Linked DNA regions of Homo sapiens: regions 2 and 3 are each linked to region 1. Evidence: read pairs that join two places in POLR2A ChIA-PET (ENCODE). Cell type or tissue: MCF 10A. All regions are shown on one strand. Links, peaks and the distances in the headings refer to the core of each region. The heading gives the core; the rest is flanking DNA.

What was found. ChIA-PET counts read pairs that join two places held together with the same protein. Peaks named below come from ENCODE experiments on the same cell type or tissue, not always from the same donor. Only the 100,000 strongest peaks of a DNase experiment are listed, where the experiment ranks them.
Region 2: POLR2A ChIA-PET joins it to region 1 with 12 read pairs; 9 of 35 experiments call an interaction of 5 or more read pairs at or near these places.
Region 3: POLR2A ChIA-PET joins it to region 1 with 11 read pairs; 2 of 35 experiments call an interaction of 5 or more read pairs at or near these places.

The regions. Positions count from the first base shown.
Region 1 is chr5:143,491,581-143,499,716 of GRCh38, forward strand. No RefSeq gene overlaps it. Among named protein-coding and RNA genes, the nearest start is that of NR3C1, 92 kb to the left of the region's middle. In MCF 10A, for the core only: no CTCF peak of the experiment used is centred there; DNase peaks (open chromatin) are centred at 2,791, 3,741 and 4,411.
Region 2 is chr5:143,392,093-143,397,092 of GRCh38, forward strand. The region is part of intron 2 of NR3C1 (nuclear receptor subfamily 3 group C member 1); the gene reads right to left. Among named protein-coding and RNA genes, the nearest start is that of NR3C1, 9.1 kb to the right of the region's middle. In MCF 10A, for the core only: no CTCF peak of the experiment used is centred there; no DNase peak of the experiment used is centred there.
Region 3 is chr5:143,919,830-143,924,829 of GRCh38, forward strand. No RefSeq gene overlaps it. Among named protein-coding and RNA genes, the nearest start is that of HMHB1, 110 kb to the left of the region's middle. In MCF 10A, for the core only: no CTCF peak of the experiment used is centred there; DNase peaks (open chromatin) are centred at 1,882, 3,102 and 4,242.

The DNA.
Region 1 (8,136 bases), core at 1,610-6,609:
TAGAAAGTAAAAGAGGACTGCTCTTCAATTCTTTAGTGCTGCCTAATATTAGATTCCTGAATCAGGTAAACGTAGAGGATTTTATGGTCTCTTTCTGCTTTTAAGTCTGTCACTCTGGGAGAATGCATGTGTTTTTAAATCAATGGAAAGCCTAATTCCAAGCTTTTACATTTTCATGTGCACACATGGTAATGGAAAGGCTGGATTCAGAGCAGTAATTTTGTTCTTTGCATAGCTTTGGGATGGGAAGCAAATATTTCTTCACTGTTTTCTCAAGTGTGATGGTGCAATACATTAGGTCATCTGCGTGAAATAAAAGGTTGAGTCCTTTCTGTCATAATATGAAGGGTTAGATAAGGTAAAAGGGTTGTAAGGTAAATTATTTATGAAACTAACCACATGCAGAAGAAAGGGTCAGATACATGGCATTTGGGCAAGCGATTATAGGCATTTTAATATGAAAATCATCAGATGGATGGATGTGAGTTTTATACATAATTATGGGGGATTTTTAAAAAAGTGTTGGTTAACTAAAATTTATGTATTTTATGAAATTTTGGAGAATAGAGGAGGACTTTTCTAGTCCAACCTCTTGTCTAGTGCTCTATTCCTTAAACAATAGGCCTGCCAGGTAATCAATGGGACTGTACTTACATACCCTTAGTGATGGGATGCTCTATGTTTTAACAAATCTGATAATAAGAAAGTTTGTGTTATGTTTGAGCTTAAGTCTTGCCATGTAGCTTTTACCTGTTTATATTCACATTGCTCTCTAGAGTACCTGGAATAAGTTTGAGGACTTGTCCACAAAAAGGCTGCAGAGGACAGCTCTTATGTACCTTCAGAATTGTGTTTATTTATTTGTCAACAAATCTCTTTATGTGCCAGATATAATAAAAGAATTTTAAAGACATAATAACATCTCCATGGCCTTTGCCATGTATCTTCAATGCTTCTGTGGTATCTGGCACATACTAGGCATTCAGCAGATATTATTGAATGAGTGGCGAAGGCCATGATTCTTGACTAGAGATGCTCAGTCTCACTGGGGCAATCAGACATAGAAAGAGTTGAATGATAAGGAAAAGACAACAAATCCATTACAAAATGAGCAAATAATATCAACAGGAAATTAATGGAAGATGAAAACCATATAGCCAAAAACATCTGATATAATGCTTAATCTCATTAGTAATCATGGAAATGTAAATTAAAATGACACTGAGATACCATTTCACAGCTATGCAATTGGCAAAAATTGAAAAGTCTGACAATATCAAGTGTTGGTAAGAATGTGGAACAATTAGAACAATAATACACTGGGGTGGGTGGATAACTGATAAATCAGTTTGGAGAGCCATTTGGCAATATGTTGTAAAATTTAAAAGTACAGAACCTGTGACTCAGCAATTCCATCTCTGGGTATATGCCTTAGAGAAATTATTCCACATATGCAGAAAGAGGCATGTACAAGAAGTTCATTGAAGCATTGTTTTAGCAGCAAAGAACTGTAAAAATCTAAATGTCCATCAATGAAAGAATGGATAAACAAATTGTATTATATTCATCAAAGCAATATTTTTACAGCAATGATATTGAGTGAACTAAATCAAATGTGAATAATTCTCAAACATCAGAATTAAATTTAAAAAAGCAAGTTGAAGAGGGCCAAGTTACAGTATGATACCATTTGCACAAAATTTTAAAACCACTTAAGCAATATTATGAAAATAACCATACAAAGTAAAAATATGTATGGGAATGATAGATGTCAGACTCAGGATACTATGTAATTGCTTACTGGGCCAGGGTAAGGAAATGTAATTGAGCAGGAATATATAAGAGGCTCCAACTGGATTTGTGATGTTTTATTTTTTAGCCATGTATGGTTGTATAGGTACACATATGACAATTTTTTATAGTAATGAACCTTCTACAGCCAGGCTTGTATCTAAACGTTAGCTGATTCGATCAGGAGTGGGTGGACATCTGATAAATCTAGACCAATCCTATTCTTTTTCATGTATGTGAAATATTTTCTTTTTCCCAAAAGGGAAAGGCAATAGTGCCAATTGTGGCAGACAATGCCCTTTAGCTGAAATATTGCAATTATTGTTCTTCCTTGCCATCTTCTGCCCAATACTCATCTTTCTAGCCTCAGCTGCAGTTGATGGTGTACTTGAGACACAGTTCTATGAATGAGATATAAGCAAAAGTCTTTTGGAATTTTTTCAGAGAAAGTTTTTGTATTTCTGATAATATGAACAAATCAAGCTAGTAACAATCTTCCTCTTCTTTTTCCTGCTTTGAACATTGATGAGATATCTGGAGCTCTGACAGTTATCTTGCAACCATGAGGTCAAGAAAAGGTCAAGAGAATCACAGAGATGACAGCCTTAACATCACTGGACCACTCACTCAGTGCCAGAAACTACCTGCCTCTAGACACCTTGCTATGTAAACACGAATAAATACATTTTCAACTGTTTAAGACCGTCTGGATTAGAGTTTTTTAAAAAAGGCTTTTGAACTGATACAATGGCATGTTGTAAAGAGAGATTAAGTTCCACCACCTGTTCCAGTTTGCCAATATTCCTGTTAATGAGGCACCTCAGATCGAAGGCTCTATTCCAGGAGAATCAGATTTTTATCAAATGGAGGGAGGCTGTCATTTTTTCTCATTTTAATGTATACATGTATATTATTATGTCCCAAGATCAAGCTTGCTCATTTGGTAGCCTTATAACACTGGTGAGTCATCTTAAACTTACTGCCAACTCAGGCCCCAGCATCCTTGACTAGCAGTTTGGTATTTATAAGGCAGTGTTCCTTACAGTAAGTAGAAAGTATAATCCATGACTGGTAAGCAGAGGCTCATACAGGCTAAAGTACTTTCCCCAAAGCCATGCAAGTCACAGAATTCCTTTGACCCTTCTTTCCCCTAAGAACTTCTCTTCAGTCTGCCCCCGTGGGCTCCCATGCACCCATGTTTGCATTCTTGGTCCTACCTGATTGGTTCAAGTGTGGATACCTGACTGAAGCTGTACTAGTCCTGTTGTCTCTCTGCAGTGCTTTCAAGATTGGAAAATCATTCCGATTTTTAAAGAATTCATTGCAATGGATGTGGAATGAGACTCAAAGTCCCAACATTATTTCAGAAACCTGTTAATCTTGAAGAGCAGGTATATGTAGGTCATTAGAGATAACAGTCAAAAATGTCTCCTGCTGAAATTGGTGTGTCCCCCTCATACTGTGTTGCCACCTTACCTGACTCATCCTGCTCAATACTACTGTGGATTAGGTGCTCTATGCCTTTTAGTTTCTGTCTCTCCACATTCAACCTAATATACTTCTTCCTAGGAAGAAGTGTGTGCTACCACATTATATTATGGAGTAAGAAAGTAAACATTTTTTTCCAAGTAATACATGCTTATGTCTATGTATCTGTCTCCTTATAGTAAAATCTACAAAAAGAAGGCAACAGAAATAAAACATTGTTAATTTCAATGTAAGGAAAGATTTAAGACACAAATTGACTGCAAGCTGTTAGGGACTGATTGTACCTTTGCTCCTGTGGATACTGGGAATTTTAAGGCAGTTTTCATAAATGAGAGAATTCAAGCATTAGAAAGATTTTAGGGAAGGGTCTCTGAAAAAAAAGGATAGCATCTAAAGGTTGGCCTTCTCTATATTTGCATGGGGTTAGCCTTGAGCATTTTGGTTTACGCAATAACTTGGGTGGATCTTGTACTTTCATTCCTGAAGAGTGCAGTGAACTTTTTTTTCTGAGACAGCCTACAGTTGAGTGACATGTTTTAGATTACCAGAGCCCTCAAATTTCAATTTTAACTAGCTGGAATGAGCAGACATTTTATTTTTATTGTTTGGTATAGGAACTTTGAAGAGTAATGATTCTTCTTTGCCACCGGAGTAGTCTTTAGGAAAAACAAAATAGTTAAGGTAATTTCCATAAAGAATCCTGCTCATGGCAACAGCCCCCATTGATAATTAGTCCCATTCAGAGAGATGGGTATGGAATTCAACTAACATCTTATTTCTCTACAGGAAATGTTTAGGTATCCCCCATGTTCTTGACTGTCACTTGGGACTAAGACTATTTTAGAATGTAAGGGGAAGATAGAAGAGATTTCTTGGAAGCAAAGAAAACAGCCTATTAGGGTCAAAACAATTATATGAGGAGTCCCTGTGGGTTTTGCGCTAAGTAAGCATGGCCTTATAGAAAATACAGATTGAGGCAATCAGCTCCTTCCAATTTTATGCAAGCAGTAGCAATGGGAAGTATGCCAAGAGAGATGATTAAGGATTAAACAACAGCATGGGAACTTGCTCAGAAGCTCCAAAATGTTGTCGCCAGCACCTGATATTTCTACATCCCTAACTTCTGGATTGTGAAAGGTGGTGCCCTTCTCCCAAACTCCACCCCTTAGCCCACTTACAGCTCCAGGGAAAGTTGAGGAAGAGAAAGATTCTGTCTCTATCAAATCCTAATAGGGAGCAGAGCCAAGAGAGACAGGAAGAGGCATGCTCATTTCCAACCTTTTTTGGCAAGCTCAAGCGGGAGCAAAAGCCATTGCCAATTCTATTTTTTAATACAGATTTAAAAAGGGTTGTGTCTACACATGCAAAGGGGAGTGCACAGTGCACTGTGTTAATTTAAGCAGCACAACAATTTTTTTAATAAAAAGAAAGGCTGACTATTCAGATATTTGTTTTACATTTGGTAGATCCAAATTGGGGGAGGAGACCAAAGTGCAATAATTTCTCCTCTAGTTATGCGTGTGCTTTCCAGCCCTACATTTATCGCTCTTCCAGTTCCAGGCTGGGCCAGCCAGAGACCATCCCTGGGACTTTTCAGTTTGAAGTGAGGAGAGAGAAACTCTTTCCTTTTGGAGACAGAATTGAGTTGCTAGATGTAGTGGACCATGATGTGAGCGCACTTTGGTAGTCTGAGTTGGATAACTATTAGGAGAGAGCAAGAGGCCAGGTGCGGTGGCTCACACCTGTAATCCTAGCACTTTGGGAGGCTGAAGTGGGTGGATCACTTGAGATCAGGAGTTCGAGACTAGCCTGGTCAACATGGTGAAACCCCGTCTCTACTAAAAATACAAAATTTAGCTTGGCGTGGTGGCGGGCGCCTGTAATCCCAGCTCCTCAGGAGGGTGAGGCAGGAGAGTCACTTGAACCTGGGAATCGGAGGTTGCAGTGAGCTGAGATCATGCCACTGCACTCCAGCCTGGGCAACAGAGCAAGACTGTCTCAGAAAAAAAAAAAAAAGAGATTGAGAGAGAACAAGAATGATAGTGAAAGCTAGAGAATAAAAGAGTGATTCCAATTGTATAGTTTGATGAAATGAGAAGTGAAGGAAATGCGTGTAGTTTAAAGGCAAATACACATGCTTGGGCCTGAAAAGTTAACACAAATTGGAGTTGTTTGGTAAAATGGTAGTTGAGTAATTTGGAAAAAAAACCTCATGGTATGTATAGATGCCTTTCCTGGAAAGTCATAGGTTCAATGAATTAACAAATGTTTGTGGAGGACCCTCATAGGATTAGTCATGCTAGGCTATTTGCAGGGGATCCTAGATTGTTTGATGAGAGCAGGGACCATGGCTATTTTGTTTTGGTCTGCATAATCCCTTATGGGTAGATATTGTTATTACTTTTTTTTTTTTGAGACAGGGTTTTGCTCTGTTGTCCACAGTGGAATGCAATGGTGCAATCTCGGCTCACTGCAGCCTCTGCCTCCTGGGTTGAAGTGATTCTCCTGCCTCAGCCTCCCGAGTAGCTGGGGTCACAGACAAGCACCACCATGCCCAGCTAATTTTTGTAATTTTTAGAGATAGGGGGTTTTGCCATGGTGCCCAGGCTGGTCTTGAACTCCTGGGCTCAAGTGATCCTCTCACCTTGGCCTCCTAAAGTACTGGGATTACATGTGTGACCCACTGCAGTTGGCCTGTTATTAGCATTATGTAAAGACTCAGAGAGCTTAAAACTTGCCTAGGGTCATCAGCTAGTTAGTGTGACTGCAAAGCTTGCTGGTACTGCTATTACAATGCTATCTAGACAACAGGTATAAGACTGTTGTTCTCTGGGCTGATAGAAGAGAGAAAGGAGGACAAAGGAAGAATGGTTGATTTAGAACCTTTTTAGCAACATCTATCTATCTATCTATCTATCTATCTATCTATCTATCTATCTATCTATCAGTCATCTACCTACTTCCTTATCAGGGTAAATAGCTGTAACCATTTATTGAATGCTTGTATGTGCAAGACTCTATGGTATTTTATCTCATTATATCCTCACTTCAAAATAGATAATATTGCCCCATTTTATGGATGAGGAAACTGAGACTCAAAAGATCACACAGTGGATTAGTGTTAGACCCAAGATTTGACAGTGGGTTTGTCTGACTCCAAAGTCACCACTCTCAACTATTTTCTACACTGCTGCCCTGACAGAGGAGTTTCTAAAATAGTCTTGCTTCTCTCTTCTAGTCAGTGAATATTTCCCACAGTCTGTTTCCCCATCATATTTTAAAAGGCAGTTTTACATTCCCCATGAAAAATTTGTGCTCCAAAGATTATATATAAAGAAACATTCATTTATATAGTCAGTGTTACATTTAACAGCCTTTTTATATTCTAGTCTTTTAAATTGAAAAGTATCTCGGTCAAAAATTCAAACAGTCAAAATAGAGAAATCCAGCAACACAAATCTCCCTCCTGTCCAAGATACCGAGTGCTCTTCTCCAGAACCCACTGCTGCTAATCTGCTTCCTGAGATCCTATATGGATATATAAGTACAACTATGTTTTTTGGTACCTTATTTTTCTTCTAGCTTCAGGACTTGGGGATCTTTTACTTTAATACATATTGCTCTTCTTGGTTTAATAATAGCATAGCAGCCACTGCATGAATGCAGTATACCTTACTTACTGAGCCCCTAATTGATGGGCATTTTTGTTGTTTCTGGTATTATGTAATGAGCATCCGTATACCTATTCCTTTATATACTTGTTCCAGTTACGGTCAAGTTCTTGGAAGTGAAACTGTTGGTTAAAAGGGCATCTTTGTCTATTTTGAGAGTCCCACAATGCCCAGCCATACTCAGCTGAGTAATAAACACACAGCATATGCTAAGTAAGAGGCAGTGAAGTACTGTGGTTAGAGCACCAACTCTGCCATCAGCCTGTTCCAGCTCTGCAACACACAGTCGGTATGCCTTTGGGTGGGTTATTTAAACTTCCAGAACCACAGTTTGCCATCTATTAAACAGAATAATAATAATACTTTTTTGAACTAGCTATGTAGCAGGCACTCTTTTAAATGCTAGGCTCACACTATCTTATGATGTAGGTGCTATTAGCATCCCCCCTTACAGATGAGGAAACTAGGCACAGAGAGGTTACTTACTTTGTTCAAGGTCACACAGCTAACAAGTGGTAGAGCCAGGATTTACCATCTAGGAAGTATGGCTCTAGAGCCCACCTTTTAAATACTTTCTTGGAGGGGGAGTTGCATGGATTAAATGAGACAGGTAGGTAGGTAATAGATGGGGGGAGTTGGGGAGAAAGAGAGAGAGAAGGAGAAAACAAAGAGTAAGAGAACATGAATATGAATGTAGCATGGTGTGCGGACCTCAAATTATGGGATATGGCTACAACAGAGATAAAATCCCAATCCTTCTTCCTCCAGTGCACATCCTTTAAGGATGAACAAGCTGGTCTGATGGATTTCCTTAAGATTTCATTTCTATGAAAAGGAAGAGTAGAAACGGAGAAGCATGTGACTCTGGAGATCTGCTAAATCTTTTAGTCTGGAAGCCAACAGGACCATGGGAATATATATAATGCTGAGACAGGGAATCAAGTGGTACTGATTAAAAAAGCTTTAATGAGTATAAGCCATTAGTATTTTATCTGAGGAAGCCTAAACGTGGGGTGGACATGGGCAACTAGTTACGGAGTATGACCTTGGCTGTGAACAATGGATTGTCAGGCTAGACCACATGGAGAAATTCTTCCTGATAAAATGAAGTGTGATATTCTGGGAGAGTTAGGCAGGGTTCCTAAAGGGTGAGGCAGTGCTCTACATGCATGACCTCACTGAATCC
Region 2 (5,000 bases), core at 1-5,000, 100 kb before region 1:
GTAGCTGGGACTACAGGCACCAGCCACCATGCCCGGCTAATTTTCTGTATTTTTAGTAGAGACAGGGTTTCACCGTGTTAGCCAGGATGGTCTCAATCTCCTGACCTCATGATCTGCCCGCCTCGGCCTCCCAAAGTGCTGGGATTACAGGCGTGAGCCACCGCGCCTGGCCTAATGCTTTTTAATTTTCAAAGTAAACGTACATGCACAAATCCTGTCAGGTAAAAACCCTCTCACTATTTTACAGAAATTGAAACTGTGACAAAAAGCAGTAAGTGACTTTACAAATATATGCAGGAGAGCAGAGGCCTGATCCTTTATATTTTATTTAAAGATTCGCTGTTGACAAAAATTATTAAAGATACATGAGGAACTAACATACCCAATATTAAATATTTCCCTTCAGATAAGTGTTAAGGTTTCCTGGTTTTTTTTTTCTTTTTCTCTTTAAATGCCTTTAGTTTTCACATCTGTAAAATTAAGGTAAATAACAGCTGCCTTCTGTGCTTCATGGATATTGACAGAATTGAGACTTAATACAGTAACTAGAATAAAAACTTTCACAGAGTTGAGATTTAAATGAGATGAATGCATGCAAAGTGCTTAGCATAGTGCTGTCACATAATTGGTGCTTAATCATTATTAGGTAAAAAAAAATTAACAAAATGAATAGAGAAGAATACAGACACTGTATATTTTAAAAATCTAAATGAGTCAAAAGTAACTCTTATAAAATATGTGGCTAGTCTGTATTATGTCAATCAACTATTTGTTCCAGATGTCTAGAAGAGACCCAGATAATTAAAGAAGCCTACCAGGGAACTTAGATAACTAAGAATTGAGATATTCAAACTGGCAACACCGCTCATTAAGTGTTTTGTGATCTTTACCTCAACACTTTCTATGGATCTCAATTTCTCATTCGAAAAAATTAGGGGGTAGAATTAGGGAAACTCTCAAGTTCTTTTAAGTTCTAATCTAAAATAACTGTAACGAACATAGAAAACAAGCTCTGAGAACCCAAGAGCCCCACCTCTCGGGTGCTAACAGCAGCAATAGTTTATTTTTATATATCACCAACTACATTATTTTAAATCCTTATCTTATAAAAACACCAAATCTGCATTCACATCTATTTGTCTTACATTCGATAATCTATAAAGAAAATGTCAAAGAACCAACTTTGTTATACCATTCCCTACCCTAATTACTTCCCTCATCAAATTGACGGGTTAAAAGGATTGTGGAATTTTAGAAACACACACACAGGTGTTTTGAAAACAATTCAAACACAGTTGTAAAGAAAGTATTTTTGACTCCAAAGTACCTAGTTGGAGGCCATGGACTGTCTCCCTTAGCATTAGAAACTAGGTCTTTGGACTTTTAGTTGAGTATTTTTCTTCTGTTTCTACTACTGAATATCTAAATCAAATTCTTTGGAAGGGATGGTTAAAAAAATAAAAAAGCAAAATCTGCAATTTAAATAGTCTTAAAATTAAGGAAGCTCTTATCCTCAATAATTATAAAAGAAAACATTAAAACGATAACATAAAGTAAAACAGTGTCCATAACAAACTGGTAGAGCTTTAGTGTTCAGCATGTGACAATCATAAGGTCATAAGTCACAGCACTGCCCCAACCAGCATGAAATAATAAATCATGTAGTGAATTGTATCATTTCATAATAGCTTTCAAAATTTGGCTATCAAATATACTTTCATAATAGCCACAGCTAAATATTATGGACAGTTATGAAATCAACTAGAATAAAGGCTAATTTTATTGTAAAAAGAAATAGTAAGTTAACACTTTTTGCAACAAACTATGTCTTAAACACTGCATACTTATTGAACTCTCAAATTATTAGTTACAAAAATAAAAATTCAAGGTAAGATAATGCGTAAACATTTACAACTAATCATATCATTAAAACTTTTTTCCCCTTATATATATTTTTGGTGCCCTACAGTGAGAATGAAAAAAAAATTATAAAACAACAGGTACTTTCACTGAACTTGCTGCATTATAGACAGGATTAATGTTGTTGAAACTTGCTAAAAAGAAAAAATATTTAAAAGCACTCGAAATTAATACTTGGGTTACTCTGAAAAAGCATGTTTAAGCATGCAGCTCTATTGGGATGTAATTAATATTTAAATTGGACAAGTGATAAAATTCGGGGATAACACACTTTCATTCAAAATACTGAATTTAAGGAATGTATTGCAATATAAATGGTTTAAGTGACTGTCTAGCACTTGCAGAACCCCATAATTTATTCTGCATATTATGAAAAATTAATTTTCTCAATATTCCAGCAGAAAAATACATAACCCATAGAAATATATTACCAAAGAAAAGGGTTGCTCTCCAGTCAGTTGACAATGGCTGTAAAAGGGCACTATGATATATGAAATGATTATATCAACATTAAGACATTAGGTCGACTACATTCAAGTCATTAGATTTTCATTTATTAAACAGCAGCTTAAATAAAAATGAGAAAAATATGAACTTAATCTTAGCTAAAATAATCTTCAAGTAAAATGTGCATTTTATCCTTTTTTGATAATAAAGCATAGTAAGAAACAACATAACTCAAAAATTAGTATTATATAGCCATGGTCAGTTTTAGATTTCTACCTGAAATAAAAGAAATTAAATTGTAATTCTGATTGATGCATTCCCTTGTACCTATAGTCCTAAATTTTTCTTTTCTTAAACCTCTAATTCATGACAGTTGATCCAAACTGTTAGTTTTCAGAACTGATCTGGATATTCCTAAACTTATCTATAGCATCCCACATCTCTGTTGCTCCTCCCTCTTCACCCTCCACCCCCAATTAATTCATGAACTCCACTGGAAATTCTGTATTTAGAGACATTTACAACAGTATTGAGCACTAAGGAAAGCAACCTGTCACAATTAGGTGTCTGGGGGTTAAAACCACTGTCTACAAATAATTTTGAACTGCAATAAAATTCTATTTCTTTCTTAATATGTAAAATGAACAAAAATCACCATCACAAGTCACACCCTAATCTAGTTTAGCATAGAAATGATCACACATAATTCAACAGGGAAAGGAACACTTAGTAGACCTTTTCTTTTTTAAAATTGAAATTCTCAATAGGAATATTTTATTTACTTGAAAAATACAAAACCCAAGTATTAATAGAATATGCCAGAAGAAAATAAGAGCAGTCGGCTCTCTGAAGCTGCAGAAATAAGGACAGCATGGGCTTTTAAAAATCCTTTCTAAAGGTCAATATGTAATGGATTTTTTTTTGTAGTTATAGCTTAATTCAACAAAATTTTCTTGAAAACTCTTTATGCAACAGGAATCATCAATGTATATTTTCCATGACTCAGAAATATGAAAACAAGTGCCCATTAATCTGGCAAATACCTGTAAATATTGCATTACACAATTACTCTTGATGAAAATATTACCAGGATGTCCTCAGAAGGGTAAATGCTATTCAGCACAAACCTATTTTGCTTATTTAATTTGCCCACCTAAGTACTAGTACACAATGAGAACCCACTGCTCATTAAAATTAGGAATAATCATTAAAGTAAAAAAGAATGTGCTTTAAGAACTAAGCCTAAGCCTCAGACCTTGTCTAAGCTTAATGTAAATTAAGATTTCCTGGGCTGTTTCAGTCACCTGCAGGCCAGAGTAGACTAAGATTTATGTAACTAACCAATTAATGCAGATGTTCCGACTTTCACATTAGGCAGTCACATTAAAGTAAACCCTTTTGATCCAATCTTTCCTTCACTAAATCTCAAAAGGCCCCTAAAGTGATCTCTACCCACATATCCATTTCACTATTAATACAATTTGCATTTAACCTACATTTATGCAAGGTATATTTCAGAATAAGTCTTTCATAAAATGTATAAACATTAAATAAGTAGCAAAAGTGGTCAGACTAAAATACATGTAACACAAATAGACAAGACCAAAATAACATATGAATTATGTTACCAATTATAAAAATACAAGGGGACTAGCCATAGAAACATCGTAAGTAATTTCAATAAAATCTGACCACATGCTAGTCACATATTTCTGCATTAGTCATTTCACACTAAAATGACACACCTGAATACACAGTGTGTTTTAAAAACTTTTTTTACTAATCATGTAGCCATAACAAGTTACAGATTTAAAAAATAAGATTCTCATCATAAAGCTAAAAATAAGTGAAAATATATTTAAAAAGAAATCTCCTTTAACATTCAGAAATCACTTTACATAAATGAGTACCAGAAATATTAAGCTTAAAAAACACTGAAACACCCATTGCCAGAATCTTTAGAAGGAAAAGAAAAAGAAAAAAGGTAGGAAGTAAAGAAAGTATCCATGGGGGTGAGGGTAAATCACAGTCAAAACAAATCTCTTCTCTTCGTATTTCCTCTTTTTCTGAGAAAACATTCAACATGATGTTAGCAGAATTTGCTTCATTCATTCTGTATTTGTACAGGTCTTCAATTTCATTACTTTTATAAAACCAGATACAGATGCGATTACTAATGAGACATTAAAATCTACATAAATTTTAGTAGCTTCATTAAGTGCCAATCATCACTTAATTTTAGACTCTGCCGAAAACTGAATTTACAAGTTCATCCTACATCATTCATTCTCTCCAATAATCCCTCCCTTCAGGATACGAACAATTTTTTAACACTAAAATTTCAACATAATCCCAATAAAAGCTCTAATACCACCTAAAACCATTTCTGTTCTCTACCTCTGTCATTAATGCTTAAATGAAACAAGGCTGAAAATCAAATAATGCAGAAATGTGCCTTCGTCAATAAGTTTATGCTAAATGTACTGAACTTCAGTATTTTTAAAAGCATATTAAGTTAGAATGACTAGTTTGTTTTACTTAAAGAATAGATTTTGAGAATAAGGTTTCTCTTGTTTTACTATAAATGAACTTAGAAAATGCTTTACTAAGCTCAATCATAATATTCATAATTT
Region 3 (5,000 bases), core at 1-5,000, 430 kb after region 1:
GCCCCTAATGCGGGATTACAGGCATGAGCCACCGCGCCCGGCTAAACTTTTTTTCTTGAATTAATGGTGCAGAATTTTCCATTTCTGGTAAAACTCTTTTGAATACATTAAAGGTGAATTTTCTAAAAAAAAACAAAAAAGGGGGTAAAATGAGTTTCAGACAATGTGAAATGGTGCTAAAGATTTTATTTAACGCTTTATTAATAAAGGAACCAATAAAATGATGTAATCTGTTCAAAGTAGAATCCAAAGGGCAGATATACCTAGATATCAGGAGTATTAGAATGCATTTACCAATTTTCACTCACACAACTGGCTTTGGGGAGAGGCAGGAATGAAAAAGGAGGATTATCCCGCCACTGGATGGAATTCATGTATATACACAAGAATTATTTTCGTTGCTATCAGTTAGTTACAATGTACAGATCTATAAAATAGCTCAAAATTAATAAAAAGCTAGCATCAGATAACCTGGAAGGGTATATGCTAAACAATGCATAGTTTTGCATTGAAGATACACAGTATTCTTTTCTGACTATTCCATATTTCCTTACGAATATTTTAGCAATCACTATATCATCAGGTTTCTCTGTTTTCCAGTCTTTTGTCCTAACTCCATTGTAGTAAGGATATCACTTTAAATTTTTTTAAATGCAAATAAATCTAAGACCACTATTGTCAAGTTAATATCCACTTGGTACTTGTATGATGAATTATTATAGTTGTGAAGGTAATATAGTTTCTTATATGCTGAGACTATGGACCAGAGTTGGCTGTTAGTGCTGAGTACATAAGACATTAACAAAAAAGGATAATGAAAATGACCATAAATAGGAAAACGCTACCATGCCGCTTAATATTTTCCGAACTTTGAGTCATGATTTACTTGTGGGTCATGAAATCAAAGAGTGATAACAAAATTAAGAACAGAAAATATGAAAGTGTAGTATATATGGTGAAGTTAAGAATTGGTTCATAAAACCTTGGTTGCAGGATGTGCTCTGGGTCACAATGTGAAATCTACTTCTGCTATAGGTCAGAGTCAGTGGAAAGTCACTATTGTAGCCGGTACCTAACATGTTAAAGAGAAAGTCTATATAGTCTTACTCAGTATGAGTCACCACTGGACAATATTCAATATTCACCACCTCCTCAATATTCAAATCCTGGATAGCCTGAGAAAGTCAATGACATGCATTGTGCTGAGATCATGTGGTTCAGGTTAGAACAGTTTTTCTGGGCTTTGACTGAATCTCACAGATCTAAATGTGTTTTTATTGCCATGTTTGCTAAATGTCCTTGGTAAAGAGTGGAGACTCCAAGGAACACTGGTCAAGGTATGTCACCTTTTCACTAAAATAAACACAACTTTATTTCTCAACTAGGAATAGTGTCAACATAACTGAAAAATTCAAATAAATTTTGAATTGCTTGAACTGCCTTTATTATATATTTTATAGATTATCTAACATCAAATTATGCTATGATCACTTTTATTCAGTAACTTACTGATTTTGTATGTTTTTATACAGAAATGGATTATCATTCTAGTAGAGCCTGGAGAGTTCAAACTGTCTGAAAGTTCTACCTAATCTTTTCTACCTAATCAATGCATAAGACACTGGTAACTTCTTAGGCACTCTCTCATAATCTCTGCAATTTCCCTTCTGTATTCTGAAAGTAAACATCTATTTTTTCAATCTGTTGTAAGCTGCCATATATACAACAAGCTTATTACATCTTACAACCAGACTTCCACTTGTAAATTGCCTCCTCCTCCTCATATAGAAATTCTGGAGCTGCCACTCATATTTCTTCAGAATCCCAGTGACTCACTGTAGAATCAGCTCTGCCTTTTCTCAATTTCTGGCATCCTTCAAATATCTTTCAGATGAGAAATGGGGTTGAAATTGGACAACATTTCTTTCTACCATCCCTTGAGGACAAGATTTCAAAATCTTTACCCCCAGGCTTTCAAAGGCCAGGCCTGTAATGCCAAATACATGTGAGATGTTCTCCATTATGAAGTCCCTTGAATTCTAAATTTAAATCTCAAAAAAATCTAAATCTGAACTTTTTTTTTCCTGTCTCCCAGAACAGCTGCTTTCTCCTACTGACTTTCTGTGTTTATGAAGATCCCTTGTTTTCCCAGACTTCAAGACTCAAAACTTCAAGATCATATTGGACTCCTTTTTTGGTTCTCACCTTCTCCATTTAATCCATCATGAAAGTTTACATCACTCAACCAATTCGAAATCTGTCTGGCTGGGCTCTAAACCTACTTCACAGTGTTCATTCTGGCAAGAAGGTGTCATGAGAGTGTCTCTTGATTGACTCAATTGATGAGACCAGAAATAAATACAACATGACATCATGGTAGGAACAGTTTTCTATCTCTAGCTTAAAATAAATCTAAAACATAATAGGAACTTATTAGGAAGAACAATGGCTTTGTAATTTTCTGTCATTTAAAAAATAAAGAAAATTCTCCTTTCACAGGATTATTAAATGCTCATTCCAAAGTTTAAAAAATATTACTTGTATATGACTATATTTTATTTCACTTTATAGTAAGTTCCTTCTATAGTCCTGAATATATGGGTTGCTAGTTAAAATTAAAGCAGCCTGTAATCCTACTACTTAGGGAGGCTGAGGTGAGAAAATTGCTTGAGCTCAGGTTCAACACCGGCCTGGGCAACACGGCGAAACCCTGTCTCTACACGAATTACAAAAATTAGCTGGGTGTGGTGGTGTGTGCCTGTGGATCCAGCTACTCAGGAGGCTGAGGTGGAAGAATTGCTTGAGCCCAGGAGGTTGAGCCTCAATGAGCTATGATCACGCCACTGCACTCCAGCCTGAGTGACAGAGTGAGACCCTATCTCAGTAAGTAAATAAATATGTAAATAAAACTAAAGCAGAGACCATGATTTCCTTTCTATTGTTTTCTAATTCTTCTTTAAATGAGTCACTTTGCACTTTTCTTTTCTACAACTGGAAAATCAACAAATACATTTTAAGCTACTGAGGGCCAATAGGTTTCAATTTCCTTATTGGCTAAGATTGACGGTTACTACTTGGAGTGCTGTGTCAGGAAGAATTGTGAGTCACAACCAGGTCCTGCCAGAAGGAATACTGTGCTCAATTAGTGAGGTCCTCTGTGGGCTTGAGAAGGGAACATGATGGCTCGCATGTCACATGAAGCAAGAATCAAGGCCAATCTGAAAGTAGAACAGAAGAGTTTGACACTTAGATGGCATACTTGAATGCTATGTAATTAAGGCTTTTGTCACAAAAGTGGCTATTTTGCCATCCTGTCACAATACTGAAATTCTAGGATTAGCAACTTTTAAAGACTTTTTGAAACCTTTCACTAGTAAAAAAGTTTTTGAAAACTTTCACTATTAAAATACTACCTTTATTGTTCTTATTCTGGGAAAGTGAATGGGTTTAAGTCATTATCAGCAAACAGTTAAGGAGGAAGTAGTCTATGAGATTGATTTTCAACCTTGAGTGTGGATGAAAGAAATGATCTTTGTAATGAAATATGGGGTGCATTTATTAGAAGGAGAAAGTGAGAACCAGGAGGATGAAACTGTGAGTAGAAAGAGAACTGAAATTGGAATTGGATGGCAACAACGATGTCTTTGTCTCCTTAAGAAATAGCTTCCCATCTCCTCTTTGAAAAAAGCTTTAAAAAAAAGTAAAAGAAAAACTAATGAAACTAAACAAAAAATAAAAAGAAAAATAAATCAAACCTTGGTGAGGTTCATCCTTAATATTCTCTAAAAAGGCTCCAAATTTTCCTCGTTCTTTATCCCTTACTAGGTCAGCAGCAGCATATCAAAGAAGCACAAACAACTTGCTGAATTCGATTCTAAGTGGGCATAGCTTTGTGCCTGCTAAAAGGAAATAAGGATTTAGGCCCTTTAGATATAATGGCGACAGCAACAACAGCAATAAATACAATGGCCACCACTCCTGAGTGTACCATGTCTTGGTTTTGCTCTGAAATGCATGTACATGCTGGATCTCCTTTAATTCTCATCCAATCCATGATGCATCACTCTAATTATCTCTGATTTACAGCTGGGCTTCAGTAGTCTGCTTAAAGTCATGCAATGAGCAAATGACAGAGCCAGAATTTAAACCCAAGTCTTTCTTAGGCCAAACCTTATTTCTACCTTTCTCCCTTGCCTGTGTTCTCTTTCAGTTTCTTACTGAGACCTAGGTAACTATCCATGTCAGCTCTAGGGCTCAGACAAGATGAGTCACACTTGCAGGAAATATGAGAGAGAAAAAGCTACAACTCTATAGCATGAAAAGTGATTTTCATATTGTTTATACTTAAATGAGACGCTCTGCACTAAAATTCTCTCGTTTCCACACTTTGTACGGATATATAAATTCTCCCAAAATAGGATCCAGGTGCCATTTATATAGCAACATTAACCCTGAATCTCTCAGTGGGAAAAATCCTGTAAACTGATGATAATACTCATGTTGGCACAGGATAATATTAGAAAACCAAAGAAAACATTTTCTGGTTTGTGTACCTTGAATAAACAGATGTTTAAAATTCTACTTTCCCTACATTTACCAAGCATATAAATGAGAACTAATTAGACTGAAATTCCATGGACCGTGTTCCAACGCCCTAGTTTAGTCATCCAGTATAAACACTGTAAATGAATAAAATGCAGTATATTTAACAATTTAGAGTCACGGTTCCTTAAATTCAACTGATACAGTATTACAGTGCACTGAGTAACAAAAAGTGACTGAAGTTTTGTTATTTTATTTGGAAAAACAATTACCACAGAAAAGTACATAGTATGAAAATATTCATGTGTCCTCATCCCAGAATTAATTAACATTTTGCCATATATGCTTCTAAAATTGTGTTTAATAAAGACAAAATAAAACATTACAAAGAAAGCTGCAGTATTTTTGTATCCCTTCCAGATGGAATATCCCCTTCTCTTTCTCTCCCTCTCCAGAGT